Linked DNA regions of Homo sapiens: region 1 is linked to region 2. Evidence: chromatin loops called from intact Hi-C (ENCODE). Cell type or tissue: heart left ventricle. All regions are shown on one strand. Each heading gives the region's core, and the rest is flanking DNA. Links, peaks and the distances in the headings are about the cores only. Region 1 overlaps USP30 (ubiquitin specific peptidase 30). Region 2 holds the start of DAO (D-amino acid oxidase).

Region 1 (16,369 bases), core at 9,001-11,500, 200 kb after region 2:
AACACACCCAGCTAATCTTTTGTATTTTTAGTAGAGATCGGGTTTCACCATATTGGCCAGGCTGGTCTTGAACTCCCAACCTCAAGTGATCCGCCTGTCTCGGCCTCCCAAAGTGCTGGGATTAAGGCATGAGCCACTGTGCCTGACCACATGCTGTCATTTTGGTAATAGCCATCCTAACAGGTGTGCGGTGATAGCTCTTTATGGTTTTATTTGCATTTCCCTGATGATTAGTGATATTGAGTGCCTTTTCATATACCCACTGGCCATTTGTATGTCTTTTTTTTGCAAAGTGTCTGTTCAGCTCCTTTGCCCATTTTTTAATCATGTTACTTTTTCTTTTTTTTTTTTTTTTTGCTGTTGGTCCATATGAGTTCCTTATAAACACTCTTTTAGTGTATTTCAAGTATTCAATTTTGGATATTAACCTCTTATCAGATATATGGTTTGCTAATATTTTCTTTCATTCCATATGTTGCCTTTTCATTTTGTTGATTGTTTCATTTGCTGTGTCATTGCGGTTCTGAGTGACATTACCTTGAAGACTAATATGTTGAATGGTCTTTTTAAAAATAAGGTTCATATATTAAAAGATATGTAAGATATGTTAAGGAACTGTAATCTATAAGTTGACTATTCATCTCTTTTTTCCGTGCATTATTTTGATACTATTGTAAGTGGAATTTAAAAAAATTTATTTTCAAATTGTTTGCCACTAGTATATAGACATACAGCTGTTTATATATTGACCTTATATCTTGAGATTTTTGTAAACATTCATTTATTACTTCTAGAAGCTGTAGAAGTTTTGTTATGTATTCCTTAGCATTCTCTGTGTATGCAAACAGTCATGTTGCTTATGAATAGAAATAGTTTTAGTTCTTCCTTTCCAACCCAATCTTTATTCCTTTTTTTTTTTTTTCTTTGCCTTATTATCCTGGCTAAGACTTATGGTACAAAGTTAAATAAGAGTGATGATGGCAGACATCTTTGCTTTGTTTCAAATCTTCTGAAGCAAGTATTTGGTGTTTTATAATTAAGTATGATATTAGCTTTAGGTTTTAGTATACCTCTTTATCATACTGACAAACTTCCCTTCTGTTCCTAGTTTGCTGAGAATTTTTGTAATGAATAGTGATTGGATTTTGTCAGTTTTTTCTGCATCCATTGAAATGATCATATTTTAGTCTTATTCTGTTGACTTGGTGAATTACAGTGATTGATTTTTTCTTTTTTTTTTTTTTTTTGAGACGGAGTCTTGCTCTGTCGCCCAGGCTGGAGTGCAGTGGCGTGATCTCGGCTCACTGCAAGCTCCACCTCCCAGGTTCACGCCATTCTCCTGCCTCAGCCTCCCGAGTAGCTGGGACTACAGGCGCCCGCCACCACGCCCGGCTAATTTTTTGTATTTTTTAGTAGAGACAGGGTTTCACCGTGTTAGCCAGGATGGTCTCGATCTCCTGACCTCGTGATCCGCCTGCCTCAGCCTCTCAAAGTGCTGGGATTACAGGCATGAGCCACTGTGCCCAGCCAGTGATTGATTTTTCTAATGTTAAACCAACCTTTCTGGGATAAACCCCACTTGATCATGATGCTTTATTGTTTTTATATATTATTGAATTTGATTTGCTAATATTTCCTAAAGGATATTAGTATCTGTGTTTATGAGGAATATTGTTCTTACACTTTTCTTCTCTTGTGATGTCTTTGTCAGGCTTTGTTATAAGGATTATACTAGCCTCATAAAATAGGCTGGAAAATGTTCCTTCCTCTGTTTACTGAAAGATTTTGTTTAATATTGGTATTATTTCTTGCTTGTTTGCTAAAATTTGTCTTTTCTTTAGCTCTATTTCTGCTAATTTTTTTTAAACTTTGTTATTGGATACAAGCATATGTATTATGATGAGTTAACTCATCTTGTCATGATAAATTGTCCCTCTTCATCTCTGCTAAGACTCCTTGACTTGAAGTCTATTTGAATGATTCATTTTTAATCTAGCTAATGTTTATTTGGTCATTTCTTTCTGTCATTTTCGGCCTTTGTATTTAAAGTGTGACTTTGTGGACAGCATATAATGGGTCTTGCTTTTTTAACTAGCTTGACAATCTTTTAGTTGGAATGCTTAGTCCATTTACATTTAATGTAAGTATTGATGTGATTAGATTTAGGTCTGCCATTTTACCATTTGTTTTCTGTTTGTCTTACATATTTTCTTGTTCCTCTGTTCCCCCTTCACTGGCTTCTTTCAGGTTAATGGAATACTTTTTAGTATTCCATTTTAATACCTTTGTTGGCCTTTTAGCTTTACTCTTGTGTGTTTGTGTTGGGGGGGGAGGGTGTGTGTGAGAGATTACGTTATGCAGTTTTACCTTATCACATTCTATTTAGAGTTAATATTATACTTCATGTAAAATCCTGGAATATTACAAAAGTATAGTTCTGTTACCCCAGCCTTTGTGCTATTATACATACATTATAAACCTCACAATACTGTGTCATAGTTTTTGCTTTAAAGAGTTATATGTGTTTCATTTCATTTCCTTTGGATATATACCTGGAAGTGGTATTGCTAGTTCATACAGTAGTTCTGTTCTTAACTTTTTGAGGAACCTCCTCCGTACAATTTTCCATAATAGCTGCACCAGCCAGGTGCTGTGGCTCACGTCTGTAATCCCAGCACTTTGGAAGGCTGAGACGAGTGGATCACGAGGTCAGGAGTTCAAGACCAGCATGGCCAACATGGTGAAACCCCGTCTCTACTAAAATTACAAAAATTAGCTGGGCCTGGTGGCGGGCGTCTGTAATCCCAGCTACTCGGGAGGCTGAGGCAGGAGAATGGCTTGAACCCAGGAGGCCGATGTTGTGGTGAGCCGAGATCACGCCACTGCACTTCAGTCTGGGCGACAGAGTGAGACTGAGTCTCAAAAAAAAAAAAAAATAGCTGCACCAGTTTACATTCCCACCAGTAGTATGCAAGAGTTGCCTTCTCTTAAGAGGCTGAGGCAGGAGAATTGCTTGAACCTGGGAGGCAGAGGTTGCAGTGAGCCGAGATCACACCACTGCATGCCAGCCTGGGCGACAAAGCGAGACTCCATCTCAAAAAAAAAAAAAAGAGTTGCCTTCTCTTCTACTAATTAATTAATAGAAAAATATGTTTACCATTTTTCTTGTTCTCAGTCTTTCTTGTAGATCAAAATCCATTTGATGTTTTTTCCCTTTTGGCCTAAAAACTTCCTTTTAACATTTGTTATAGGTGTACTGCTGACAGATACACTTAGATTTCATGTATATGAAAATGTTTTTGTCTTGCCTTCATTTTTGAAGAATACTACTGCTGGATATAGAACTTTGGGTTGACAGTGTTGCCGTGGTTTTGCTTTGGTTTATTTTAAATTCATCACTTTAAGGACATTGTTCTATTGTCTTCTGGCCTCCATTTTCTCAGTTAGTGTCATTTATATCATTCTTGTCTATGTAAATTGTCATTTGTTTTTCTTCTGCTTACACTGCTTACAAAATTTTCTCTTTATTTTTGTTCATGCTGCGCATAGATGTGGTTTTCTTAGTATTTATCTTATTTATCTTGTTTGGGGTTTGCTGAGTTTCTTAAATTTGTACTTTTTTTAACCAAGTTTGAAAATTCTTGGCTGTTATTTTTTCAACAAAGATTTTATGCCCATTTTTCACTTGTTATTTTACTTAATGTTGGCCCACAGGTCACTGAGGTCTTGTTCAATTTTCTTCAATCTTTCTTCTGTGTGTTCTTTAAATTAGATCATTTCTATTGACTTATCTTCACGTTCACTGATTCTTTTTTCTCTTTTTTTCTTTTCTTTTTCTTTTTTTTTTTCTTTTTTTTTTTTTTTTTTTTTTTTTTTTGTGACAGGGGTCTTAGCTCTGTCACCGAGGCTGGATTGCAATAATGTGATCATAGCTCACTGCAGCCTCAACCTCCCAGGCTCAAGTTATCCTCCCACCTTAGCCCCCTGAGCAGCTGGGACTACAGGTGTGTGCCACCACACCCAGCTAATTTTTTTTTATTTTTTGTAGAGACAGGGTCTCACTGTGTTGCTCAGGTTGGTCCTGAACTCCTGGGCTCAAGTGATCCTTACACTTCAGCCTCCCAAAGTGTTGGGATTACAGGTGTGAGCCACCATACCTGGCCTGATTCTTTTTTCATCTCCAATCTCTGTTTGCCTATGCAACAAATTTTTCATCGTAATCACTGTTGTTTTTAGTTATAGAATTTCCATTGCCTTCTTTTTAATAGTTTCCATTGTTCTGAGATTCTCAATTTGTTCATTCACTGTCACTGTATATTTTCCTTTACATCCTTGAGCATATTTATGATACATCTGTGAGGTCCTCGTGTGCTGACTTCTTTGTATTTTATGTTTGGTAATTTTTTATTGTATGCTTAACATCATAATAGAGACATAGAGAGTAGGGATTCTGTTACATATCTATGAAGAAAAATTAATTTTCTTCTGGCCTGCAGTTAACCTGGCTGGGCTCAAACTCAACTCTGTCTCCCCTACATTGGGCAGCAAAATCTCTGCTCAGTTTTTTTAGCTTCCAGCTGCTACTTTTTGCCAGGCTCCCTGGAGTTTCCCCCTGTGCACGTGTGGTTCAGGGATCAGCCCTGGAATTGAACAGAGTTTAGGTATAAACTTTGGGGCTCATCCCCTCTGTGTCTCCTTTCTTCCTGGCATTTCCCCTGGTCTCTCCACCAGCCCTGATTCTTGAACTCTGTCGTCTGACCACTCAATCCTGTAGGATGCTGCTTTTCGCCACCCAGCACCACATCAACCAGGAAAAAAAGCCACAAACACACAAATCTCGCCCACAGAGTTCTGTTTTTCCAACAGTTGACTTCTTTTCCATTTCTGCCTGCTTTTGGTAGCTCTCCGTTCATTCAAACGGTTTTGTTTTGTTGCAAACTTTACAATTGTTATCTCAAGGAGGGCCAATCTACCCAAGCACCTCTGCCATCACCAAAAGCAGGAACTCTCTCACCCTACTTCATCGTCTCCTTTTTTGCAATGAATAATCTAACATGAACATCTTTCCACATGATCATATGTTCTTCTACATTTTGTTTAACATAGTGTTTCATTCTGTGGACATGCCATATAATTTATTAAACCATTTGCTAGAACTTCCAACTACAGTCATGTGCTATATAATGATGTTTTGGTCAATGACAAACCACATATATGATGGTGGTCCCGTAAGATTATAATACTTTATTGGTACGGTACCTTTTCTGTTTTTAGATACACAAGTACTGCCCACTGTGTTACAGTTGCTTACAGCATTCAGTACGGTAACATGTTATACAGGTTGGTAGCCTAGGAGTAGTAGCTAGACAGTATAGCCTAGGTGTGTAGTAGGCTGCACCATCTAGGTTCTTGTAAGCGCGCTCTGCGATGTTTACACAATGATGACATCACCTAAGGATGCATTTCTCAGACTGTATCCCCATTGTTAAGTGATGCTGACTGTATTCAAATTTTTGCTATTACAAATAATGTTGATGAATATTCTTGTAGTTATGCCCATGGTTATTTCCTTAAAAATCCCAAAATTATTGCTGGGTCAGATATTTAATCTTTCAGTTGTTCCAAGCGATTCTTTAGTATTATTGTACCTCTTATGTGTACAAGGTTGTTTTAATATGTTTTAATAGAATTTTATTCTAAGTACATTATATTTTACTGTGTTAATGTTGGGCATCTCAATATTAAACTGTTTCATAGTCACATATCTTGCATCTTTAAAACTTTGAACTAAGCCTAAATCGTTTCTGGATTTTCTGCAATATTTCTTTCAGAGTCCTGTTCGATTTGATACCTTTGATAGCCTTTCACTAAGTATTCCAGCCGCCACATGGGTATGTACTGATTTATGGTTTATTTGGAGTCTGTTTCAGAAACATTTCAATCTGAAAGGGCTTTGAGGCATTTTATGTGGCTCAGGCACTATGTGTAATTCAGATACATGGTTGGTTGAACCCTCTCTTAACTTTCATATGGTGGCATGATTATGGGAGAGAGGAAAATGAATCGTTTTTCTTTTGCTCCAGAAATTTTGGCTTTTTGAATACACACGCACGCATGCGCGCACACACACACACACACACACACACACACACACACACACAGACATTAACCTCAGATTGAAAGATACCTAAAACAGCGTGGAAGTCCACAAGTTCGTGCAGTTACATCCTCATGCTCTAGAATCTGTCCGTAGTAGCAGTCTAGGGTGCTTTGAGCCCCATGTTTGTCCAGGAAACATCCAGTTGTGACTATAAAACTTTATTGCCTGCATACATCAAAATAAAGCTCTGGTCTTCACACTGCCATCTGCTAACAGTTTCAGTATAGCTGTCCTTTGAATTGTAGTAATTTTCTTCTTCTCATGCTGTAGGGTCACCCATTGACCCTGGACCACTGCCTTCACCACTTCATCTCATCAGAATCAGTGCGGGATGTTGTGTGTGACAACTGTACAAAGGTATGCATTGAACCCCAAATGTCATCGCCAGCTGGCCTGTGTGTGCTGATGTAGCGCCTCTCACACCAGTGACCCTGAGCTCTTCTGACTGTATCCAGTGGGTCTTTTCAGCCACTTCTACTTCTCCCTAATTTGGTTTGGACATTGGCAGCTCATGGACCAAATCTCTTTCCCAGATGAGTTTTGTTTCATGCACAGTGTTTAAAGAATAAACTGTCACGCTGAGATGAGAAATGCCCTCTCCAGTTTGCTGCAGTTGCCTCCAATCCCATTTGTTTTACACCCTTCCTTTTAACCTGTGCTACCTGCCTGACTCCCCTAAGTAACTTGAGTTTTCCCCTCTGACTCAAGAGGAACTGTATGGAACAGAATTTTTGAAGACAGAGAACAATTAATAGATGACATGCCAGTGTCAGAGCATCAGTGTTCGCTCTTCACATTCTCTTCCCTCCACTGTTTCTGTTATTTAATGACTAAGAGGGATCAGGGAAAACAATTCACAAATAACTGGGCAGCTGGGTTCATTTCAGCAGGTAGCAGTCAAGTGCCAATTGTGTGCCGCTATAACACCACTGTGGTCTGCAGCACTCCAAAGCTGTCCTATTTTAGGCATTGCTGCAGAGAAATGTTCCTTTTATTTCAGATTGAAGCCAAGGGAACGTTGAACGGGGAAAAGGTGGAACACCAGAGGACCACTTTTGTTAAACAGTTAAAACTAGGGAAGGTGAGCCCACACTACACACCCTGTTGGCTTTGTTTTGAGGACTCCGTGTATCCTGCCCCTGAAACAACTCGGTTCTCCCGATTTCTCTTCCACCCGCAGCTCCCTCAGTGTCTCTGCATCCACCTACAGCGGCTGAGCTGGTCCAGCCACGGCACGCCTCTGAAGCGGCATGAGCACGTGCAGTTCAATGAGTTCCTGATGATGGACATTTACAAGTACCACCTCCTTGGACATAAACCTAGTCAACACAACCCTAAACTGAACAAGAACCCAGGGCCTACACTGGAGCTGCAGGATGGGCCGGGAGCCCCCACACCAGGTGTGTGCGCGCGAGGAGCCGATGCAGCAGGAATTTTCAGCACAGAGAAAAGCAGTTTGGCATCACCACCTTCTGGGTCCCTTATGACAGGAGCACAAGGCTTGTACAATGGTGCTTAAACTCTTGAGAACAGCAGGATTGGGGGTGGAAGAGGGAAGATTTCTTAGAAGAGGTTAAAATTATGTAGCAGTGAGATGTATCGTTTTTGAAACCATATTACAGATGAAAAAGTACAGAGAGAAACGCTTAAAATTGCAGCTTTGCCTTCTAATTTTTCCGCTAAATGATATAATCATTGGCTCACATCATTCCAGTGAATTTCTTTTTTCGGTCATGTCATTTCCTGTCAGTAGAGGAAATGTAGGGAGGACATGTCCTGGCTAAAGATCACTGAGCCTCTTCTGGGGGTTGAAATGCCTTCTGTACTGAATTATGTATCTGATTCCATTACTGCCCTCAGCTGAGGTCTCATTTAAGCCGGGTAGCTATTATCGCCGGTCTTACTGATAAGAACATGGAGGCTCCACGGGGTTGAATGATTGGTCCAAGGGCAAACACCACACAGGAGAACTGGCCCTAGAATGCCATGTTGGGCCATTTTCTAAAGGTGTCTCATGTGACACACTGAGTTCTTTAGAGTTAGACATGAGGAAAACCCACTCACTTGAAGGGCTCACAGCCTGAACTCACCACCTGTCTGCTGCCCCCAGTTAGGTCAGGATTGTCTCACACCCCATACTTTCCTATTTAGGGTCCCTTACTCCTTTTGTTCTTTTTATGACCACAGTTGCATGGCCCGACACCTCATCATGTCAGGGAGATTGTGTTTTCCTCTTTCTCATCAAGTCACTAGATTAACATCGAAAAGAGATGAGGTAGGGGACAGACTCTGGTTCAGTCCTTGGCCCTGGTTTTAAATCAAAGACCTCTGCACCCCAGCTTCCCCATCTCCTGGGCTGGGGTGCAGGTTTACTAATGTTGAGAGCATGCTGGCTGTGGTTAAAGATGCCAGCAGTAGGGCCACTCGTGGTGGCTCACACCTGCAATCCCAGCACTTTGGGAGATTGAGGTGGGAGGATTGCCTGAACCCAGATGTTTGAGGCTGCAGTGAGCTGTGATCACACCACTGTGCTCCAGCCTGGGCAACAGAGCAAGATCCTGTCTAAAACACACACAAAAAATGTCATCAGGAAACTACTTGGTACATAACAGCCCCCAAAAATGACACTTGAAAGGAAAAGACATGTAAATATGGCCTTAATTATGTTGTCTACCCATAAACATGTATGAATGCTATTACACGTTGGTATTCCTTAGAAGCTGACAGAATTAAAGCAAATAGAATGCTTAGATCAGTGGTTCTCAACTTGGAGGAGTTTTGCCTCCCAAGGGACATTGGGCAGTGTCTGGTAACATTTTTGGTTATCACTACTGGGGGAGGGGTGCTACTGGTGTCTAGTGGGTAGAGGCCAGGGATGCTGTTCAACATCCTCTAATGCACAGGACAGCCCCCGCAACAAAGAATGATCCAGCCAAAACCATCATGGTGCTGCTGTTGAGAAACCTTGGTTTAGGTCAAAAGCCAGTAAATTAGCTACTGATTAACTTTGATACATGGCATTAGCAAACAGGGCTAGGAAGCTCAAAGATCCCAGGCTAGCCGTAAAGCTGGAGCTAGATACACTTTTCCTATTTGGGATTAAGACAGATTATCCCTATTTGAGATTAAGGATAAAGGGCAGATTATTTTATGAATCTATATAATACCAAATGAAATAGATTTTTTTCTTTGTAGCATTATGGGGAGTTAACTTTCAAGGTAATCAAAACCAGGTTTTGTTTACAGAGCCACTGCTAATTTTCATTGACTCGGGCCTTTTTCTCTTGCAGTTCTGAATCAGCCAGGGGCCCCCAAAACACAGATTTTTATGAATGGCGCCTGCTCCCCATCTTTATTGCCAACGCTGTCAGCGCCGATGCCCTTCCCTCTCCCAGTTGTTCCCGACTACAGGTGAGCCACCCTTTACAAGCCCCATCTTAGAGCTACCACTGCTCTTAGCTTCTAAAATTAGCTTTTCACAGAAATGAATTAAGGAAAATATAGATGTTTATTTTTCATTTTAAGGTGAAGTTTCACGATTACACATTCCTATTTATTTTTGTCCAAAATGGAAATAACTTTTAAATTAAAAATTTTTAAAGTACATAAAATTTACATATGCATATGTATGTGTGTATATATGTGTGTATGTATAAAATATAAAGAAAATTTAAAATTTCTTGGGATACCATCTAGAGATAGCCAATTAAACACTTAGGGTCATGCACTCTATAAAGTTGTACATCACACATACATATAGTGTACATAAACACATACACTCATTGATACAAACATCCACATATACACAATATACATATACTCATAGAATGTACATCTTGCCATGCCAGTAAATACAGATCTGTATTTTAATAGTTGTGTAGCATTTGGTGGTATGGACTTACCATTGTATTCATCCCCTATTTAACATTAGCATTCTTTTGTTTTTGCCTATAAAGTCTTTTTGTTAAAATTGTAAACCCCTGACATGTGTTCGTATCATTCAGCTCCTCCACATACCTCTTCCGGCTGATGGCAGTTGTCGTCCACCATGGAGACATGCACTCTGGACACTTTGTCACTTACCGACGGTCCCCACCTTCTGCCAGGAACCCTCTCTCAACTAGCAATCAGTGGCTGTGGGTCTCCGATGACACTGTCCGCAAGGCCAGCCTGCAGGAGGTCCTGTCCTCCAGCGCCTACCTGCTGTTCTACGAGCGCGTCCTTTCCAGGATGCAGCACCAGAGCCAGGAGTGCAAGTCTGAAGAATGACTGTGCCCTCCTGCAAGGCTAGAGCTGATGGCACTGTCTGCACTGTCCAGGAAAAAAGTAAAACTGTACTGTTGCGTGTGCAAGCGGCCCCACTAGAGCCTTCCAGCCTTCTGGTGTGTTCTAAGAGCAGGCTCCACCTGGGAGCCAGCCCCAGTTCACACCAAACCAGGCTCCCTGAACAGTCCTGTTCATGTGTGTAGGTGGTTCTGTTGTGTTAAGAAAGCATTCATTATGTCCGGAGTGTCTTTTTACTCATCTGATACAGGTAATTAAAAGAACTCAGATTCTTGAAGCCACCGTTTTCATATTGTAATGTTAGGTGTTCTCAGAGGGGAGGTACCTTTGTCTAATCAACGTTTCCACTTAGATCTTTTATTTTTAATAAGCAGGCCCATAAAAATTGTTGACAAGAATTAATGAAATTATTAAAGGCAACAATTTAGAAGAAAAAGTGCCTTTCACTTTCGATTGCTTTTGTAGCACGTCCATTGTGAAATATTCCTTCCAGGCTACTCAAAGGATAGCAAGAGAACAGGTAAATGATGCCTAAAGAACACCTTCCTTTTTCTATGCCTTTTCTAATCTTTCAATTCTTTCTATGGAGTAAAGGCTCATCTGCCAAATCTGCCCCCTGGGGAAACTCTTTCACTACTTTGTCAGTTATAAGTGAAGAGCTTACTTGTTGCTTTTATCTTTTGTATATTGGACTGAGATGTAATTACACTGTATTATAAAACTCTGTGAATAGCCAGAACTGAGCTGGATCTTTGCAACACCTGATTCCTCTGCTCTGTGGAAAACTTTTTCTTACACAAGGATCCACTGTGGACGGTTACTTTCATCTGTTTATTTATTGCCCATGCAGAGCTCTTAAGGTTTACAGGTGGGAGCTTGGGGCTGTATAAAAAAATAATCCCTGCCCTGAGTTGACACCTGGCTTAGGAAGGAAGGGCTGACTATGGGGCTGCAGTCTCTCTGAACCTCAGTTTCCTCATTTGTGAAGTGAAGGGTTAGATTTGATGACCACCAAAGTTCAGCCCTTTTCACGAAAAGGAGAAAGCAGCTTTTGACTTTTTAAAAAACATATAACTACAGCTGGCATCTAGTATTGTCATGTTGCTCTAGGTCCATATTCTGAATTTATTCATTTCCAATAGCCTAATACAAAAAGTATATATTGAGCACTTTCTTCCCTTTTCAGGTAAGTCTCTGAATGCAGCCCAGGGCCAAAGGAATTTTGATGACACAGTAGTACCTATGTTTTAAGCTATATTTTTAATTTAGAAAAATGGATACCAAATTCAAACCGACTCATCAGAGGTAAGATTTGGAATCAGACCTTTCCAAAAGGTCATCTGAGGTAAGGCTAAGACCGCACTTCCTCTGCTGGGGGTGAGCTGGCAGACACACCAAACAGTGCCTTGGCAGCAGCTCACAGTGCAGGAAGCCCAGGTGATCACTCTTCTGCTGGGCCCAGGCTGCACCCTGAGGACTCAGTAACTCACTCTCAACAGAATATTCTGTGCAGGCTCTCCAGGCTCTGGGCGTCAGGGTGCAAGGGGCAGCTTGAACTGTACGGTCCGTCCTGCACTCACCCGATGCAGACCTTGACTTTGATGTTGAAATGAACACACTTGTTTTACCCAAGTCTGGTGGAACAAATGCCCAATCATGTGACCTTAAAGTGTACTGCAAAGCTGTAGCTTTAAGTAATTGCTGTTCTGCCACTGCTTACTCTGAAATCTACCATCAAAGAAAGATAGAGAAAAGGGGCTGAGCCTTGGAATATATGGTTATAAGCAGATCTTTCTTTGGTCAGAGACCAGGGTTTGAGCCAAGGCTGTAAATGTGAACAATAGCTGTGCAAAGCCTTTTAACCTGACTTCTTCATTTTGTAAATTATTATGCATTAAGTAGCAGCCCAATAATCTGATTTCTAGTTTTATTTTCAAAGTAAGTAGCTTCTTTTGGGAAAAACCTAAGTTAAACTAGTAGTTTTGCCATAATAACTGCTGATTTATGTATTTGCTAAAGGTACTTTTGTATCTGCTGTGTATTATAGCAATAAAATAATCATTTTGTTAGAAAAAAATCACCTGGTGTTCTTTTGTAATACACTGATCTGTTACAAACATCATCTTTCTGAATTCTGCATTGTTACATAACAAGCCCTACGCTTTAAACCTTTCTGTGTTCCCTGTTGGTAAGGGAAATGCCAGCTCCCTCTTAGAGTCGAGAGGGAAAGAGAAAAGAGAAAAACTGTTAAAAATGTTTTTATTTTTTAGTAAGCAAAATTTTACGAAAAGTCAGATTCACCCGTGGAGCCAGAACCTTCTTTCTCACGGGAAGACTGTGGTACCAGTGCGTGTTGGTCGGGTGGTTCATCATTAGTAAGCTCCCGTGGGCCAGCGGCAGCCTGACCACCGCCACCCTCCTGGAGGGGCTTTTCCCACGGGAATCCTTATGCCGGAAGACAAAGTCTCTGCAGGCACCGAAGGAGACAGAGGCAATGGGGCTCCCAGGGGCCAGTTCTCTTTCATCATCTCGGTGCTCCCCGATGTGGTCACAGCCATCTTTATACCTGCAATGAGAAAACAAACACAGTGCATAAAAACAACCCTCTCCTGAAACTCACCAGCACCGCCAGCCCTCGTTTTCCTCACAGTGTGAAACAGCACTCTGCATGGCTGTACCTGCCGTTGTTTCTGCGAGGGCTTGAGGTCCACAGTGGGCTCTAAGATAAGCCAACGCTGAAGAGGTCTGTTGACGTATTTGTTCATGTGACTTATTTATTATTATTTTTGAGAGGGTCTCGCTCTGTCACCCAGGCTGAAGTGCAGTGGCACAATCATAGCTCACTGCAGCCTCGGCCTCCTGGGCTCAAGTGATTCTCCCACTTCAGCCTCCCAAGTAGCTGGGACTATAGGTATGCACCACCCCACCTAGCTAATTTCTTTTCTTTTGCAGAAACAGTTTCACCATGTTACCCAGGCTGGTCTCAAACTCGGGCTCAAGCAATTCACTCTCCTTGGCCTCCCAAAGTGTTGGGATTACAGGCATGAGTCACCACGTCCGGCCAGTTCATGTGCTTTAAAACTGAAGACACCCAAAGCCAAAATCACGTCTTACTGTAGTTCCCCTGGCCAGTCTATGTAAACCTTTATCACATGATTTTGCCCTGCACTCAAAGGCCATACTCTGCATAGCCCGGCCCCTGCCCACTGCTGAGCTCATGCCATCCCCTTCTTTCCCTCATTCACTGCTTTCCGGCCATCCTGCAGCATTTTTGCTTCACAGACACTCCAGAGTCCCTCTGCTCTCCCTCCAGATGTCTGTGGCTGGCACTCTCCATTTAGTTATCAGCTCAAACGCACTGCCTCAGCCCTCCTCTAACCACCCCATCTGAAGTGACCTTCCCTTAAACCCACCCAGGGTTCTCCACCAGGGTGATTCTGCCCCAGGGGACAGGTATTGGGGGGTGGGGGACACTACTTGCAATCTAGTGGATGGAGGCCAGGGATCTGCTCAACATCCTGCAAGGCACAGGTCAGCCCCAACAACAACGAATGACTGGGCCCAAAATGTCTGCAGTGCTGCCGTTGAGAAACCTTGCCCTAATCGCAAACCTCTCAGCCATTCTCAGTCAAATCGGCCTGTTTAATTTTTTGCAAGATGGTTATCACTGTCTGAAATCGTCTAGGGTCAGGCATAGTCGTTCACGCCTGTAATCCCAGCACTTTGGGAGGCTGAGGTGGGAGGATCGCTTGAGCCTAGCAGTTTGAGACCAAGCCTGGGCAACATAGAAAAACCCTGTCTCAAAAAAAAAAAAGAAAGAAAAAGAGAAGAAGAAATTATCTCATTCAGCTGTTTGTTCAGGAGTTAATCACCTCTCACTTCCTACTCCGGGATGAGCTCCAGGATCCAGGAAGACCGAGTGCTGGCGCTATTCCACTCTTAGAGCCCCAGTGTACTAAGAAATGATTTGTACCAATGAACCAAATAGGGTGGAACCCTAAACACTTCCTTTTGGAGGAGACAGAAGACTTGTAACATTGAGTCCACTAAACAGGGTGTCACCTGTTGATGAGCACAAAGTTGAAGGTCTGTCCAGTCACCCCAGAGACGTGATCCCGGATGCGCTCTAGAACTGGGATCCAGGGCTTTGGAGACAGCGTGAGGCCTGAAAATGTGTAGGTCAGCCCAGCGTCGCCATACGTTGCCTGCTTCCTGGGCACACTGTGCCACTTCCCGAATACCTGGACTCTGGCCAGTGCTCCTGTGCAGAGGAAACATGGCAGTTCCTTTCTACCTGACCCCCATCTAGAAATCCAGATGCCCCCCCCAACCCGCACTGCCATCACCAGAAATCCAGTGCCCCACATACATGCTCCCTGGGTATTCAAGATTGAAAGGGAAGTAAGGAATAACATTTCCCCGTCATTCCATGCAATTTAAACCCCTCTTCAATCATCATTTTGGCTTGCCCCAAATTTTCTTTTTGTTTTGTTTTCTTTGAGACAGGGTCTCCCTGTGTCACCCAGGCTGGAGTACAGTAGCACAATCTCAGCGCACTTCAACCTCCACCTCCCGTGCTCCAGCAATCCTCCCGCATCAGCCTCCTGAATAGCTGGGACCACAGGGGCGTGCCACCATGCCTGGCTAACTTTTTTGTAAGCTCACTGCAACCTCCACCTCCAGGGCTCCAGCAGCCCTCCTGCCTCAGCCTCCTGAGTAGCTGGGACCACAGGGGCATGCCACCATGCCCGGCTAACTTTTTTTGTATTTTTTTGTAAGACACAGGGTTTTATCATGTTGCCTAGACTGGTCTTGAACTCCTGGGCTCAAGTGGTCCGCCCACCTCAGTCTCCCAAAGTCTGGGATTATAGGTGTGCACCACTGCACCAAGCCAACTGCCCCAAATGTTCATGTAAGAACAGTGACTCTTGTTCTACAAGGAGAGAAACATGGTCCTGGGCCATTTTTTTAGTGAACACTGTAACTTAACTGCCTTAACTACAGTAAGGGCAGAATAAAGAGGCTGAAATTGGAACACGATAAAGTTAGTTTACAGGCTAGGATAGCTTGTCAACTGTAGGGACTAAGGGCATGTGACCCCATGAAAGATGGGGCTCACACTGCTGGGGTCTCTTGTGGGCATTTCTTTTTTTAAAGAGATGGTGAGCCAGGCGCGCTGGCTCATGCTTGCAATCCCAGCACTTTGGGAGGCCAAGGCGAGGATCACTCAAGGCCAGGAGTTCAATTAACAGCCTGGGTAACACAGTGAGACCTACAGATAATTTAAAAATTATCCAGGCTTGGTGGTGTACATCTGTGGTCCCAGTTACTTAGGATGCTGAGGTGGGAGAATCACTTGAGCCCAGGCGGACGAGGCTGCAGTGAGCCAAGATCGTGCCCCTGCCCTCCAGCCTAGGTGACAGAGCGAGACCCTGTCTCAAAGCATAAAAGAATAAAGTGACGAGGGGGTCTCACTATGTTGCCCAGGCTGGACTTGAACTCCTGGCCTCAAGTGATCCTCCTGCCTCAGCCTCCAGAGTAGCTGGGATTACAGGTGTGTACCACCGTGCCTGGCCTGTGGGCTTTCGTTTTTTGTTTTGTTTTGTTTTGAGACACAGTCTCACTCTGTTGCCCAGGCTGGAGTGCAGTGGTGCGATCTCGGCTCACTGCAACCTCTGCCTCCCGGTTTCAAGTGATTGTCCTGCCTCAGCCTCTCAAGTAGCTGGGACTACAGGCATGCACCACTACGCACAGCTCATTTTTTGTTGTTGTTGTTGTATTTTAGTAGAGATAGGGTTTCACCATATTGGCCAAGCTGGTCTCGAACTCCTGACCTCAAGTGATTCGCCCGTCTCGGGCTCCCAAAGTGCTGGGATTACAGGCGCGAGCCACCACGCCTAGCTTCCTGTGGGCTTTTCTATGCCT
Region 2 (16,369 bases), core at 8,986-11,485:
GTTACCCAGGCTGGAGTGCAATGGCAAGATCTCAGCTCAGTGCCGCCTCAACCACCCAGGCTAATCAATCCTTCTACCTCAGCCTCCCAAGTAACTGGGACTACAGGCCTGTGCCACCATGCTTGGCTAATTTTTTGTAGAGATGGGGTTTCATCATGTTGCCCAGGCTGGTATCAAACGCCTGGGCTCAAGAGATCCTCCTGCCCCAGCCTCTCAAAGTGCTGCGATTACAGGCGTGAGCCACTGTGCCTGGCTTTTTCTTAAACTCACTCTCCTTTTTAATAAAGATAAAATTCTTACACCCTTCCTAGTGGGTACCTTTCTCCTTATTCCAATAGCCGAGAAGATACTGTGGAACTTTACTTTCTGTAGATTATATCACGAAAACAATAGTTGTCCCCCAAGCTCATTTTCCAAAATTAAATAATAATTCTAAGTATGCTTGTTTGTACACAGTACAGGACTTTCTGAAGCCACAGGCCACCTCCAGTCCTGGTCACTGATGCCTGGGGTCCTTCTCTGGCTCTCAATTAAAAGCTATAGTGTAGTGACTGAGTACCCCAGTTCTGGACACAACCTGGGTGAGGGTCGCCAGGTAAAATACAGGGCGTTCTGGGGAGGTGGCCCACGCCTGTAATCCTAGCACTTTGGGAGGCCAAAGTGGGAGGATCAGGAGTTCAAGACCAGCCTGGCCAACATGGCAAACAATGTCTATACTAAAAATAAAAAAATTAGCCTGGTGCAGTGGCACATGCCTATAATGCCAGCTACTTGGGAGGCTGAGGCACAAGAATCACTTGAACCAGGGAGGCGGAGTTTGCAGTGAGCCAAGACCACGCCACTGCACTCCAGCCTGGGCAACAGAGCGAGACCCTATCTCAAAAAAAAAAAAAATATAGATACACACACACACACACACACACACACACACACACACACACACACACACATATGGTGTCCTGGAATCTATTTCCTAGATCTGGCAACCCTAACCTAGTTCACATTTGGGCCTCTGCTTCCAGGCAGTGTGACTATAAGCACAGTCTGTCTTTCCTTTTTTCTTTGTCTCACCCTCTTTCTTCTTCTTTCCTTCTTCCCTCCTTGCCTGCCTGCTTTCTCCTTCTTTCATTTTTCTTCCTCCCTTTCCTCCCCTCCACTCCCTCCTCCTTCCTTCCTTTATTCCTTACTTCCTCTCTCCTTTTCTCTCTCTCTTTCTTCCCTAATTGTGTCAAGTGCATCAATCTTAATTTTAAATATGCAGCTTGATGAATTTTTACATATGCATAAACTCCTGCAACCACTACCCAGATTAAGGAGCACGTTTCCAGCATCCCAGGAAATTTTCTCATGCCTCTTGCTGGTCAGTATCTCCCCCAGAGGTAACCACTCTTCTCACAGCCTGTTATTGTCAATTAATTTTGTATGTTCTTGAATTTCATAAAAGTGGAAGTATGCAATATGAGCTCTTAAGTGTCTGGCTGCTTCTTCTTAACCTAATGACTGAGATTCATTCAGGTTGCTATATATAACAGTATTTTCCCTTTTCATTGCTGTATAATATTCCATTGTGTGAATTTTTTTTTGGAGGGGGGAGTTTTGTTTCCTGAAAACACCACAATTTGTTTATCCATCCTCTGTCTCATAGATATTTGGTTGTTTCCAGTTTGGGGTGTAAATTCAAAATAAAATCCTAAGGGTCCACTAAATGAACACCCTTCTTGGCAAAGGGAACCCCAGAAAAACTTTAAAAACTTTGTTTCCAGCCATGATGAGACAGGAGGTCAGGCACACCACATTACACTCCCTTCCTTCCTTTTGTGGTTTAGATACAAGAAAAGATCAGCATCAATGCTAAAATAGAGGGCTGAGTATGGTGACTCACACCTGTAATCCCAGTCCCCTGGGAGACTGAGGAAGGCAGATCACTTGAGGCCAGAAGTTCGAGACCAGCCTGGGCAACATGGTGAAACTCTGTCTCTACAAAATAAAATAAAATAAAATAAAATAATTAGCCAGGCACGGTGGTGCGTGTCTGTGGTCCCAGCTACTGGGGAGGCTGAGGTGAGAGGATCGCTTGAGCCCAGGAAGCAGAGGCTGCAGTGAGTCATGATCTTTCCACTGCACTCCAGCATGGGTAATAGAGTGAGACTCTGTCTCAAAAAAAAAAAAAAAAGAGAGAGAGATTATAAGACTGACAGAACAGACTTTTTGTGGCAATAAGATACCAAATTATAAACACAGCCTAAGGCCATGTCAGGCAAGGGTTAAGTCAGGTGCCCCTACTCTTAAGGAATAAACTATGTTCTAATTATGTTACAAGATTTTTCTTTTTCTCTAGCAGCGAAACAAGCACTGGCCTCAGAAGAAGCAATATTAAAACAGTTACAACTCATCTAGCACACAGACACCCAACTGACACCCTGTTCCTCCAGTCATAACAACAACTACAGCTTTGATTGAACAAGAGACTGAGTTTGGTAACTTTCTCCTAATAAAAAGATCACTGACTATGGACTGCTTCTGGTGGGGTTACGAAACCGCAACCTCATGTGCCTGCATTTCCTGAAAAGACATTTTGATGTGTAGGTTCTAATTGTAATACATTGATTGATTGATTGATCAATTGATTGATTGAGATAGGGTCTTACTCTGTTGCCCAGGCTGGAGTGCAGTGGCACGATCACAACTCACTGCAACCTCTGCCTCCTGGGCTCAAGCAATCCTCCCACCTCAGCCTCCCAAGTAGCTGGGACTACAGGTGCACGCAACTGCGCCCGGCTACTTTTTGTATTTTTTGTAGAGACAGGGGTTTCGCCATGTTGCCCAAGCTGGTCTCAAACTCCTGGGCTCAAGCGATCCACCCACCTTGGACTCCAAAAGTGCTAGTATTATAGGCATGAGCCACCATGGCTGGCCTAATTGTAATACATTTAAATGTTAAGTCTCCACCCCAAAGTGAACATGGGTTGTATGTTACATGCACATTTGTTCATACACATGTGTTGGGGCCACCTTCATAAATATTCATAGCTTCTCCTGTAACCTGCTGGATATATCATTCAGCCAACCCCTTCAGCACAAAGCTCCTAACCCAACCCCTCCTCCTTCAAAGTGCCCGTCTCTGTTCTTGGTAGGAGGCATACTTCCCAGGCCATGGACTGGTCACCTTGTGGGCTATAACCCCTTATAAGAAATAAGATTTCTTCTCCTCTCTGAATTTACACATTTGTGATTTTTTTTTTTTTTTTTTTTTTAGTTAACAGGGGCTATGAACATTCTTACAGAAGCCTTTTGATTGATGTGTGTTTTCATTTATCTTGGGTATATATATAGGCGTGGGCATGATAGATATTAGGATAGCCATCTTTAACTTCAGTGGATGCTGGAGCAAGTTTCTGAATTTCAACTCTGAAGTGGGGATGATAATAACAGCACCTGCCTTACAGGGCTGTTTCGAGATTCAAAGAGAAAATCTGGGTAAGGCAGGGTGCGGTGGCTCACGCCTATAATCCCACCACTTTGGGAGGCCAAGGTGGGCAGATCACCTGAGGTCAGGAGTTCAAGACCAGCCTGGCCAACATGGTGAAACCCTGTCTCTACTAAAAATAGAAAAACAATGAGCCAGGTGAGGTGGTATGTGCCTGTAAACCCAGCCACTCGGGAGTCTGAGGCAGGAGAATTGCTTGAATCTGGGAGGCAGATGTTGCAGTGAGTTGAGATGGCACCACTGCACTCCAGCCTGGGCGACAGAGTGAGACTCTGTCTCAGAAAAAAATAAAAAAGAAAAAAAGAAAATCCAGGTATTTAGAATTGGTACACCGCAATTTACAAAACGTAAATTATTGCTGTGATGGCAGTGGGGAGCATGAAGATATTGGACTAACTTTTATGAATGTTCAAGTGCTCCCATGATGAATTAAACACACAGGGAACTTTATAAGGGCCATATGTTATATAAGTGATACATGACTATTGTATTAAAATTCAAACTAGTTAGATATAAAGTAAAAAGTGGGTTTCACCCTATCCATTTTTTATTATTGAAGAAAAAAAAATATGTCATAGCGTGGTGGCTTATGCCTGTAATCCCAACCCTTTGGGAGGTCGGGGTGGGATGATTGCTTGAGGCCAGGAGTTTGAGACCAGCTTGGGCAAAATAGCAAGACCCTGTCTTTACAAAAAGTAAGTAATTTGGCTGGGTGTTATGGCATGCATCTGTAGTCCTGGCTAGGCTGAAGCAGAAGGATTGCTTGAGCGCAGGAGTTCAAGGCGCCACTGCACTCTGGCCTGGGTGACAGAGTGAGATCCTCTCTCTCTCTCTCTCTCTTTTTTTTTTTTTTTTTTTTGTTTTTTGAGACTGGGTCTCACTCTGTCACCCAGGCTAGAGTGCAGTGGCTTGATCTTGGTTCACTGCAAGCTCCGCCTCCCAGTTCAAGTGATTCTCTTGCCTCAGCCTCCCGAGTAGCTGAGATTACGGACATGTGCCACCACGGCCGGCTAATTTTTGTATTTTTAGTAGAGATAGGGTTTCACCAACATGTTAGCCAGGCTGGTCTCAAACGCCTAACCTCAAGTGATCCATCCACCTCGGCCTCCCAAAGTGCTGCGATTACAGGCAAGAGCCACTGCGCCTGGCCTGACCCTGTCTGTTATCTTTTCTTTTTCTTTTTTTTTGTTTTCTTTTTTTTTTTTAGACAGAGTATCGCTCTGTAGCCCAGGCTGGAGTGTGCAGTGGTGCCATCTTGGCTCACTGCTACCTCCACCCACCAGGTTCAAGCAATTCTCCTGCCTCAGCCTCCTGTGTAGCCAGGATTACAGGCACACCCCACCACTCCTGGCTGATTTTTTGTAATTTTAGTAGAGACGGGGTTTCGCCATGTTGGCCAGGCTGGTCTCGAACTCCTGACCTCAGGTGATCCACCCACCATGGCCTCCCAAAGTGTCAGAATTACAGGTGTGAGGCACTGTGCCCAGCCGACCCTCTTTTAAAAAAGGAAAAAATACTATGCAGTGAGTATTTTGCATGCATTTTCTTATTTCATCTTCGTCTTTTTATTTGATGATACTAAAGGCAGGTGTTAGAGGCTGGATTGCTAAAGCTGACCCAAAGAATGCCTCCCTCAGGGCTGGTTGGTCCCTCTCTCTCAGGCCTCAGTCTTCCCATCTGTACAGTGAGGTGCCTGCAGATCTCTGGGCTCTAAAAATCACAGCTCCATGTTTATCCCTGGCAGAGGAAGGGCCTGGAGTCCTGCTGCTTGCGTCTCTGGGATACGGGAGCAAAGAGCCACGCATCCTCATGGCCCACACAGGCGTCACCTCCAGTCTCTCCTTGGCCTCATCTCCCCAGCGTCCTGGAATGGCATCGGGCTGGCCCAGGGAGCCCCTGTCCTGTGCCTCTCCTTTCCCCTCAGGGGCTGCCAGGCTGACCACCCCCACCGCAGGCCAGGCCTACAGTGCCCCATGGAACGTCCTGACCCTCCCCCAGGGTGGCAGCAGGAAGAAGGAAGAAAGGGGATCCTCTCCAGCTGGCCAGAGAGACAGACCTTCTTGTGCTCATCAACCCTCCAAGAATGCCTGCCCTCCCTCCTTCCCCCAAGGCCTGTCCACAGGGGCTTGAGATCAGCCAGAAAAGTCAGGCAACTTTTCAGGGACTGGGAGCGAGGTCTCCCGGCCGGGCCTGGGTCCAGTCTCTGTGGGCAGTGCAGTGCCGAGCCCCACCCCTCAAGCCGTGCCCTGTCCATAGCTCCAGACTTTGACCCTGCACTCCAGTCCGGGCTGGCGGACAGAGGGCTGGAAACAAGACGCTCCAGAATCAGGAGCTTCCCCTCAGGAAATAGCATCCTGTGTCCCCGCACTGCAGTTGTCTGGTCTCTCCAGCAGTTTGGTACTTCCGGTGAGTGGCAGATGCACCTTTGAGCTGGGGACAGGGGTTGGGAGAGGGGAGAGGCAAAGGATTTCATGTCCTCCCAATGTCAAAGACAGGGCTCAACATTACAGCCTAAGGCAGGTGACAGGAAAGGAGAGATCCAGCCTCTCAAACATCCAGCAGAGAGACCATAGGTAAGTGATTTTTCCCTCCCCAAGCCTCAGTTTCTTCACCTGGAACATGGGGATCATAACTCCCCTCTTACAGCGTGAGTCTGAGTGTTAAAAGAGGTGGTGCATGTAAAGTGCTTAGAGCAGATCTAGGCACATAGCAAGTACTCAAATGGTAGTTATTATTATTTTTGGTGGGGGAGTTGGTAGGCTGGTTCTCAAACTTTTATAGCTTCTGTTCCATTTCAAGGATAAACTCTGCAAATAACTTCATGAGAAGTAGCCGTGTGGTGCAACCAGGGAGAACTAATTATGTTCATTCAAATGCCTCATCTCTGGCTTACTGATTTTTTTTTTTAAAAAGAAGTCTTTCATATTCTTTGCTATGGGCACATAGCAATCAAAGGCATCAGCTGTCTCAGATTGCCTTCTAGGGGACAAGGGAGGTCCTAGGCAGATAAATGCAAGACTGAAAGACAAGCAGAAAGCATCAAGTGGCAACTGCATGCCAACTGCCTAAATATTTTTTTGGAGCAGTGCAGAAAGCGCCGATAGAACTGGGTCTAGGTCCGAATGCTGTCCCATACTGACTGCGTAACCTTGGGTGGGTGACTTCTCCTCCCTAAACCTCAGTCCCAGCCTCCAGAATGAGGGCGGTAACCTTCCCTACTTCCTAGAGCAGTTGAGAGGATTGAGAGGATTATGTCGGTACTGCATCTACAGGTGTCTGGCAAGTGGCAGAGACCAAAATACATTGGTTCCCTTCCTGCTCCACACTTACACAGACATTCTAATCACACACACACACACACACACACACACACACACACAAATATAATAATCCCAGCTGTTTGCATCTTCTGGGATACATACTCCAAGCTTGCTGGGTTGAAGTAATGATGTAAAACAGAGGAGAACGGCAACACTAATAAAAACATCAGCAACAACACGAAAATGTCCAACCGAATAACTGAGCTGGGTGCGTTTAAGTCCAAAAGCTCATTACCTACACGCATGAATGATTTTACCTAAGGCTGGATCTGCCACATCTGACAATCTGTCTCTGGCTTGTCATGAGGACCTCATGCATTTATTTTGTATTTTAAAACACACACACACACACACACACACACACACACACACGTTGCTATAATCAGTGTCAACTTTGACTCATATCTTGAATTTTTTTAAAAAAAGATAATTGACTTAGGACTCACACTTTTTTCCTTTTAAATTTTTTTTTTTTTTTTTTTTTTGACAGAGTTTCACTCTTGTCACCTGGGCTGGAGTGCAATGGCATGATTTCTGCCCACTGCAATCTCCACCTCCCAGGTTCAAGGGATTCTCCTGCCTCGGCCTCCCGAGTAGCTGGAATTTCAGGCGTGCACCACCATGCCAAGCTAATTTTTTTGTATTTTTGTAGAGACAGGGTTTCACCATATTGGCCAGGCTGGTCTTGAACTCCCGACCTCAAGTGATCTGCCAGCCTCGACCTCCCAAAGTGCTGGAATTAAAGACGTGAGCCACTGTGCCCGGCCTTTTTGATTTTCCATTCTATTCCTACCAACACTCTAAAAATTCCTACAGGCATTTTATTTTATTTTATTTTATCTTATTTTATATTATATTTTATGTTTGAAATGCAGGACTCTGAAGCTTCAGCTGTTCCTATTTACCGGCTTGATTCTCAGATTTTTCAAACCATGTGATTTACTGGCAAGCATGGCATTTAAGCACCTAGGCTTATGAGTCAGGCTGGCCTGGGCTCTGCCTCTCACCACCTGGGTGTCCAGGAGCTGATATTCCAGTGAGGAGACAATAAGGCAAGGAGCTTTGTCAGCTCTCATAAAAGTTTATAGATGAGGTCGGGCATGGTGGCTCACGCCTGTAATCCTAGCACTTTGAGAGTCTGAGGCCAGCAAATCACCTGAGGTCAGAAGTTTGAGACCAGCCTGGCCAACATGGTGAAACCTTGTCTCTACTAAAAATACAAAAATTAGCCAGGCATGTTGGTGCATGCCTGTAATCCCAGCTACTCAGGAGGCTGAGGCAGGAGAATCACCTGAACCCGGGAGGCAGAGTCTGCAGTGAGCCAAGATTGTACCATTGCACTCCAGCCTGGGCGACAAGAGTGAAACTCTGTCTCGAAAAAATAAAGTTTATAGATGAGGAAACTGAGGTTCGATTAGGATTAACCAACTCATCCTGGTTTGCCTGGGACTCTGATGCACTGACTTTTAGTCTGAAAGTCTGCATCCTGGGAGGACCCTCAGCCCTGGGCAAGCTGGGGAGGTTGGTCACCCTCACTCAGTCAAGTTGAGCAACTTGCCCAGGGTTACATGGCTGGTGTGTGCCCAAGTCAGGCTGCGAACCTGGGTCTGTCTGACTCTCAGCCTGGGCCATACTGTCTCTTAGATTCTTCATGGAGAATTAGGAAAAATACAGAAAGCCCTTTATTCCTCTGCCTTCTCATTGTTAACATATAAAAATGGTCAAGCGGGCGGGTGCAGTGGCACACACCTGAAAGCCCAGCGCTTTGGGAGGCTGAGGGGGGAGGATTGCTTGAGCCTAGGAATTGGAGGTGGCAGTGAGCTATGATTGTGCCACTGCACTCCAGCCTGGGTGACAGAGTGAGACCTTGTCTCTTAAAAAAAAGAAAAAGAGTGGTCAGCTCTCCGGAAATTATGCAGACAGTCAAAAAGCCCAGAGAGGGGAATTAACTTAGCCAAGGTCGCACAGCAAGGCAGAAGTGAAGCCAGGTCTGACTCTGCCTTTCTCTTCTCCTCTTTTTTTTTTTGAGGCAGAATTTCGCTCTGTTGCCCAGACTGGAATGCAGTGGTGCGAACTCGACTCGCTGCAACCTCTGCTGCCCAGGTTCAAGCGATTCTCCTGCCTCAGCCTCCCGAGTAGCTGGGATTACAGGCGCCTGCCACCGCGCCTGGCTAATTTTTGTAGTTTTCAGTAGAGATGGGGTTTCACCATCTTGGCCAGACTGGTCTTGAAGTCCTGACCTCGTGATCCACCCGCCTCGGCCTCCCGAGGTATTGGGATTACAGGCGTAAGCCACTGCAGCTGGTCCTCCCTCTCTCCTTTTGTTCCTGCAATGTCTTTGTTCTATGTGATTTTTCAAAATGCTAGGAGACAGGAAGGAGGCTGCTGTGTGTTGAGGGCCTACTCTGTGCCAGGCGTGGTACCAAGAACTTTTGCTAAACTTCTTATTTAATCCTTAAAATGACCCTGTGAGATTGGGATTAACCCTGTTTTGCAGATGAAGAGCTTGTGTCTCCAGAGGCAAAGTATGGGGGAAGAGGGAAGAGAGAAGACCAAGGGTCCCTGAGAGGGGCTGTCCCCTAAGCCCCAGTATCCAAGCTCGGGCTCGAAGCTGGAAGGAGAATTGCCTAGAGGAACGATACCTTTCTGTTTGTTGGTTCTATCTCCAACTTGGCTTCTGAAACCCCAACAGAGTCCAGTTCTTGTGGGCTGGAGCCGTTTTCCCTCCTTTATAAAACTAGGCCATATTAAGAATGTCCCGCTGTCCAGGGCCACAGGCCCGAGTTGCCAGGAGCTGAGGTCTGCGGGAGGAGAGTTGTGAGTGAAGATGAGGGAAAGTTGAATTTGGCTCTTCTGGGCACAAATAATTCTCTTGTTCTGCCTCAGCAGGAGCCTGCAGAATATTTCCCTGCTGTGCGGGCTTAAGTAGCTTCAAGGTTAAAAGCTGGTAGGCCTTCTAAACTTCTCAGGGCCCAATCAGCCCTGTGCCCCAAGGCAGGTGGAGTTCTGTGCTGGAAGACCAAGTTCTGAGGCCAGACACTGCGTCTGTCATGCTCATAGCTGCATTTGCTAGCTGCCAGCCTGGCACATGGTAGGTGTGCATTAAGCGTGTGTTGAGTTTACTCAAATTGAAATTAAGTCACAGCTGTACCATTTAACTGGCTGTGTGACTTCAGGTAAGTCACATCACCTCTCTGAACCACAGTTTCCTCCTCTGTAAGACGGGACTGATAACAGCAGCCCCTACCTCATGACAGTGTTGGGAGACTTGGATGAATGGATGCTTGTGAAGCACTTAGTGCCGGGGCCAGCTGGCTCACAGTAGGTGCTCCACAAATGTCAGTATATTACTTCTTTTGCATCAGGCAGCTTGTTAAATTTGTTACGTTTGGCATCTTGTTCAATTTCCCATCCATCCCCTCAAGCATAGGTTATTAGAGGTTGAAGCATCTTGCCCAAAGTTAACGGCCAGTAGGTGGCAGAGCTGAGTCCTGAAGCCAGAGCCCATCGCACTAACCACCGGCCTACCCAGCCTACAGTTGGTCGTGCCCTCTGCTGGGTCTTTTCTATTCCCAGCCCAGAAACTGGGTGTCTGGGGACGCTCCCCAGAGAAAGTTGCATCATTCACCAGCCGTGTGACTGTGGCCAAGTCTCGGTCACTTCTCCATACCTCAGTGTTTCCATTTGCAAAACGGGAACAATGATATTCCTTCCTCCTAGGGGTCATCGGGAAGGTCAAATATAAAAAGGGCTTGGTGGTGTCTGGCACCTTCTAAGCCTTCAGTGGATGGTGGCAATGGCGCTAAGGATGATGGAGATGATGGTGATGATGTTGTGCCTCAACCCTTCCTTCCCACAGGCTGCTGCAATGCGTGTGGTGGTGATTGGAGCAGGAGTCATCGGGCTGTCCACCGCCCTCTGCATCCATGAGCGCTACCACTCAGTCCTGCAGCCACTGGACATAAAGGTCTACGCGGACCGCTTCACCCCACTCACCACCACCGACGTGGCTGCCGGCCTCTGGCAGCCCTACCTTTCTGACCCCAACAACCCACAGGAGGCGTGAGTGAGGGTCACATAGGGTAGCCTGGGGTGCCCATGGACCTAAGTCTGCAGAGGGAGTCAGGGTTCCCATCACCAAGAGCAAGCCCCTTGTGGAAGCTCTGATCTAGCATAAAATAAAGAAAATGCCAGGCGTGGTGGTTCACGCCTTTAATCCTAGCACTTTGGGAGGTCGAGGTGGGAGGATCACTTGAGGCCAGGAGTTCCAGATCAGCCTGGGCAACGTGGTGAAACCCCATCTCTACCAAAAATACAAAAAATTAGCCGGGCATGGTGGCGCACACCTGTAATCCCAGCTACTCGGGAGGCTGAGGCAGGAAAACCATTTGAGCCTAGGAGGTGAAGGTGGCAGTGAGCTGAGATTCCGCCACTGCACTCGTGACAGAGTGAGACTCTGTTTCAAAAAGAAAAAAATAAAGAAAAGATTCATAAATATTAAGCCCCTTGCTCTGTGCCAGATACTAGGAGGCTTTGTCTCGTCTTCCCTAAACTGGGTGCCTGTCAATACCACATGATTGGTGAATCTGGAAAACTTCCTCTGTTTTAATTTATACATTTTTATTTATTTTTTGAGATTGTGTTTCACTCTTGTCGCCCAGACTGGAGTGCAATGGCGTGATCCTGGCTCACTGCATCCTCTGCCTCCCAGGTTCAAGCGATTCTCCTGCCTCAGCTTCCCAAGTAACTGGGATTACAGGCATCTGCCACCACGCCTGGCTAATTTTTGTATTTTTAGTAGAGATGGAGTTTCATGTTGGCCAGACTGGTCTCGAACTCCTGACCTCAAGTGATCTGCCCACCTTGACCTCCCAAAGTGCTGGGATTACAGGCATGAGCCATCATGCCTTGCCAAATTTTATCTTTTTAAATAGAGATAGGGTCTCACTATGTTGCCCGGGCTGGTCTTGAACTCCTGGGCTCAAGTGATCTGCCCTCCTTGGCCTCCCAAAGTGCTGGAATTACAGGCATGAGCCATCATGCCTTGCCAAATTTTATCTTTTTAAATAGAGATAGGGTCTCACTATGTTACCCGGGCTGGTCTTGAACTCCTGGGCTCAAGTGATCTGCCCTCCTTGGCCTCCCAAAGTGCTGGGATTACAGGTGTGAGCCCTTGCACCCAGCTGAATCTAGAAAACTTCTAAGTGGGTGAACATCTAAGTGGGTGGATGGATGCACAGATTTATCAAATAAATTGCAAAGGTCATTATGGTAGTTTAGAAACTGCCAGATGGTTCAGCAAATGGAACACCCAATGAATAGCAGCTCAAACAGATTAAAAAAAAATTTTTAAGAGGCATCCTGTCACCCAGGCTGAAGTGCAGTGACATGATCATAGCTCATTGCAGCCTTGACCTCCTGGGCTCAAGTGATCCTCCCACCTCAGCCTCCCAAGTAGCGAGGACACACATGCATGCTATCATGCCTGGATAATTTTCTTTATTTTTTGTAGAGCCAGGGTCTTCCTATGTTACCCAGGCTTGTCTCAAACTCCTGACCTCAAGTGACCCTCCTGCCTCAGCCTCCTGAAGAGCTGGGATTATAGGCATGAGCCACTGCAACCAGCCAGAATTTTAATTCACACAGCTGTAAAAAACCAATGATTCTGATCAGTGGGCAGTGATTCGGGGCCCAGGCTCCTTCCATCTAATGGCTCTGCCGTTTTTCCACGTGCTTTTGAGGTCACCTCAATGTCACCATTCACATGGGCTGGTGACTGCAGAAGGATCATGCAGGACCACACGTGCAGAGTCTTTAGAGTCCCTTGGCCAGAAACAAGTCACACAGTCACATTTAGCTGCGAGAGGGTCTAGGAAATGTAGGTGAGCTGTGTGCCCAGGGGGAGGAGGAAAAGTTGTAGGAGCGGCAAGTCGATGTCTGCCACCAGTGTTTACAAGGAGGGGTGCTTGCAGCCAGACTGAACAGTGTGGCTCATAATCCCCAAAGCCAGGTCAAGGACTTCACTGAAACTCATCAGCCATGTAATCCCATGCTGGAGGTGCACTCCATATGGTTATGATGGGGCATCCTTCATTCCCTCTCTTCTTTATTCTATTAATGGGGAAATATTGGAAAATTTAGGAGGGAGAAGACCCAAGGCATTTGGGGAGTTGCAGGAGTGAACGTGGTGGATTTCTGGGTTTTGGACACACCCCAAGCTCCTGATCATGCCACAGCCCCATGCCAGCTGACCTAAGGTTTTTTGCCCAGCTCAGGGCATTGGGTGATCGAACTCTTCATGACCCTTCCAGGGACTGGAGCCAACAGACCTTTGACTATCTCCTGAGCCATGTCCATTCTCCCAACGCTGAAAACCTGGGCCTGTTCCTAATCTCGGGCTACAACCTCTTCCATGAAGCCATTCCGGTGGGTGAACAGTTCTTGACCATGAGGGATGAGCACCCAGGGCTGGGGTAGTGAGGGTGGGTGCAGCAGAGCCTTAATCACAGATGAGGGCGGGGTGCTTTGAGTCTCGTAGGCAACAGACTCCTGGGTTCAAAACAGGTTTGGTTTAAATTCTATTTTTGCTTTGAAAATTATTTTTGTTTTACATTTTGCTGTTAAATTGGCAGAGGACAAAGAATCTTCTGATGCCCAGGGGAAACTAGCCTTTGATTAGCATGGCTAAAATACAAACATGTTCTGCAGTGACGGGCACTTGGTGCTGAAGCCAAAAGGTTTCAAGTGCCCCTGAAGGTCCCAAGGCTTTTTATCAAGAAGGAATAAAATACTCATCAAAGCAAAAACTGCCAAAGCATTTATTATGTGCCAGGTCCAGTCCTAACTAATTTACAGCTAGCGACTAATTTAATTCTCTTTATAACCGGGAGGTAAGGGCTGTCCTTATCCTCACTTAATAAATGAGAAAACGGAGGCTCCAAGAAATGGAGTAACTTGCCCAAGGCCACAGAGCTCGCCAGTGGCAGAGCTGGGATTTGAACCCAGGCCATCTGTGACTCCATGGTGTCCAGTGTGCTAACAGGAACAGCACAGCCCTGGGACGGTTTGCTCAGGCTCCTTGGAGAGGGTGGTCTGGCGCTGTGCCCAGAGCCCCGTGCCAGCTCTCAAGGTTCATTCAACCTTTGGCACTGTGCTAAGGGCTTTATCCACATTATCTGTTACCTTTCATGGGACCAAGAGTATTTTTTTTTTTTTGAGACAGGGTCTCACTGTATTGCCCAGGCTGGAGTGCATTGGCATGATCTCGGCTCACTGCAACCTCTGCTTCCTGGGTTCAAGCCATTCTCCTGTCTCAGCCTCCTGAGTAATTGGGATTACAGGTGCGCACTACCACGCCTGGCTAATTTTTGTATTTTTAAGAGATGGGGTTTCACTATGACGGCCGGGCTGGTCTCGAACTCCTGACCTCAAGTGATCTGCCTGCCTTGGCCTCCCAAAGTGCTGGGATTACAGGCGTGAACCACTGCACCCGGCCAAGAGTGATTATTAACTCCATGATACAGACAAGGAAACTGAGTCTCAGAGAATTCAAGTAGCAAGTGATGAGGCTGGGGTCTCTGACACTATGCTCTGTTGTCTGACACTATGCTCTGTTGCTTTCTCTCATCCCCGGGGACTCTCACTGTTTCTGCTTTCTCTCCCCTATTTCTGACTTTTCCCCTATAACTCACCCTCGGTCTTACTCTTACCCTTACCATAAATAGGGGTTAAGAACATGAACTCTGGAACTAAGCTGTATGGGTTAAAATCCCAACACCACCATTTATTAGCTGTGTAATCTTAGACAAGTTATTTAATCTTTCTAAGCCTCAATTGGTCCATCTGTAAACTGGGGAAAGAATAGCATCCACCCCAATGGCTTCTTGTGAAGATTAAATGGACCAGTATAAGAAAATGCTTGGAACAGTGCCTTATATGCACTTAGCATTACATAAGTCTCTGTCATTATCATTTTTTTTTTTTTTGAGATGAAGTCTCGCTCTGTGGCCCAGGCTGGAGTGCAGCGGCACAATTTCGGCTTACTGCAACCTCCAGCTCCCAGATTCAAGCAATTCTCCTGCCTCAATCTCCTGAGTATCTAGGATTACAGGCATGCACCACCATATCTTGCTAATTTTTGTATTATTATTTAGTATAAACAGGGTTTCACCATGTTGGCCAGACTGGTCTGGAGCTCCTGACCTCAGGTGATCCACCCATCTCAGCTTCCCAAAGTGCTGGGATTACAGGTGTGAGCCACCTCGCCTGGCCCATTATCATTATTATTGACTTCCATCCCACCCAGTGCCCCCTTTGTCCTTCCTCTTCAGGACCCTTCCTGGAAGGACACAGTTCTGGGATTTCGGAAGCTGACCCCCAGAGAGCTGGATATGTTCCCAGATTACGGGTGAGTTTATTGTCACAGGCAAAGGGGACTGGGGCCTGACGAGTTAGCAGACCTGTCCAGAAGGCAGCAGAGGGTAGAGGCACCAGATTTCCTGTCCTACCCAGGCCCTGGTACCCTGGTCTCCTGGTCCTTGGTCCAGCTCCTTCAGAGAGGCTACCCACTCAAACCTGGCCTTGGGCTGGGAAGGTAGGGGGTATGAAATCACAGATCTCAAGCCCAGAAGCTCCATATCACCATATTGTTTTGTAGATGAAGATACTGAGTTTCAGAGAGGCTAAGTGACTTCCTAAGGTCACACAGCCAAGTGGCCAAACTGGGATTCCAACCAGTCTGTATGACCCCACACCCCTCCTTTCTTTTCTCTACAGCCTGATGCCTCTCTGGTCTTCTCCTCACCCCACCCCACACCACACCTGAATCCCCTCTACGAATGCACATTCAATCTCCACTTGCATTTTCCAATGTCAGATATGGCCTTTTCTGATAGAAAAATTTTCCTTGCATTGAGCTCAAAACCACGTCCCCCCTTGAACTTCACGTAGTGGTCCTGGCACTACCCTTTGGGCCCACAGAACAACATTGCTCCCACCTCCATTTCACAGCCTTCAAATATAGCTCTGATTTTTACCTTTATTTCCACCTTTTGCTTACTGTGACTCTAGCTATGGCTGGTTCCACACAAGCCTAATTCTGGAGGGAAAGAACTATCTACAGTGGCTGACTGAAAGGTGAGATTTTAAGCTTCACTTTGAGGGAGGTACCTCCCAGAGACCAAGTTGTAGTGGAAGATGGTTCGTGGGCTTCCCTCAGCATGGACTAACCCCCAGGTTTGAAGAATACCCTTAGGCCTGGTGTGGGAGCTATCCTTGGTCCTGATCACCGCTGGGCACAGAGGCAATGGATCCTGAGCCTAGCTGAGCATCAGAACCACCTGGGCAGCTGTTTACACATGATGTCCATTAACAACCTCTTTCAAATCCCTAATGTTTGTGTAATAGTTTTAGATGTATTCTTTTAAGGTTTCCAGATACATTTACATCATCTGCAAAACATAAGCTGCCTTTTATTTTTATCTCCCTCTCTCTTTTTTTTTCTTCTCTAACTGCTTTGGCCAATACCTCTAGAACAATGTTACTCATACAGATGATAGTGGAT

What was found. Hi-C counts contacts between places; a loop is a spot of excess contacts. Peaks named below come from ENCODE experiments on the same cell type or tissue, not always from the same donor. Only the 100,000 strongest peaks of a DNase experiment are listed, where the experiment ranks them.
Region 1: a loop joins it to region 2, with 2.7 times the contacts of the local background. A loop is called at or near these places in 31 of 110 quality-filtered maps.

What each region holds. Positions count from the first base shown.
Region 1 is chr12:109,075,503-109,091,871 of GRCh38, forward strand. It overlaps USP30 (ubiquitin specific peptidase 30), which reads left to right. Exons shown (of 13, transcript NM_032663.5): 8 at 5,832-5,891; 9 at 6,431-6,517; 10 at 7,161-7,241; 11 at 7,341-7,560; 12 at 9,451-9,571; 13 at 10,165-12,521. The coding sequence ends at 10,429. ALKBH2 (alkB homolog 2, alpha-ketoglutarate dependent dioxygenase) reads right to left here. Exons shown (of 4, transcript NM_001145374.2): 3 at 14,507-14,705; 4 at 12,687-13,010. The coding sequence ends at 12,704. Among named protein-coding and RNA genes, the nearest start is that of ALKBH2, 9.8 kb to the right of the region's middle. In heart left ventricle, for the core only: no CTCF peak of the experiment used is centred there; a DNase peak (open chromatin) is centred at 10,347.
Region 2 is chr12:108,874,332-108,890,700 of GRCh38, forward strand. It overlaps DAO (D-amino acid oxidase), which reads left to right and starts at 5,761. Exons shown (of 11, transcript NM_001917.5): 1 at 5,761-5,893; 2 at 10,667-10,869; 3 at 13,119-13,233; 4 at 15,138-15,214; 5 at 15,877-15,942. The coding sequence starts at 10,676. RefSeq lists an enhancer at 5,521-6,138 and a silencer at 15,969-16,169. In heart left ventricle, for the core only: a CTCF peak has its summit at 10,272 (motif pointing right); a DNase peak (open chromatin) is centred at 10,360.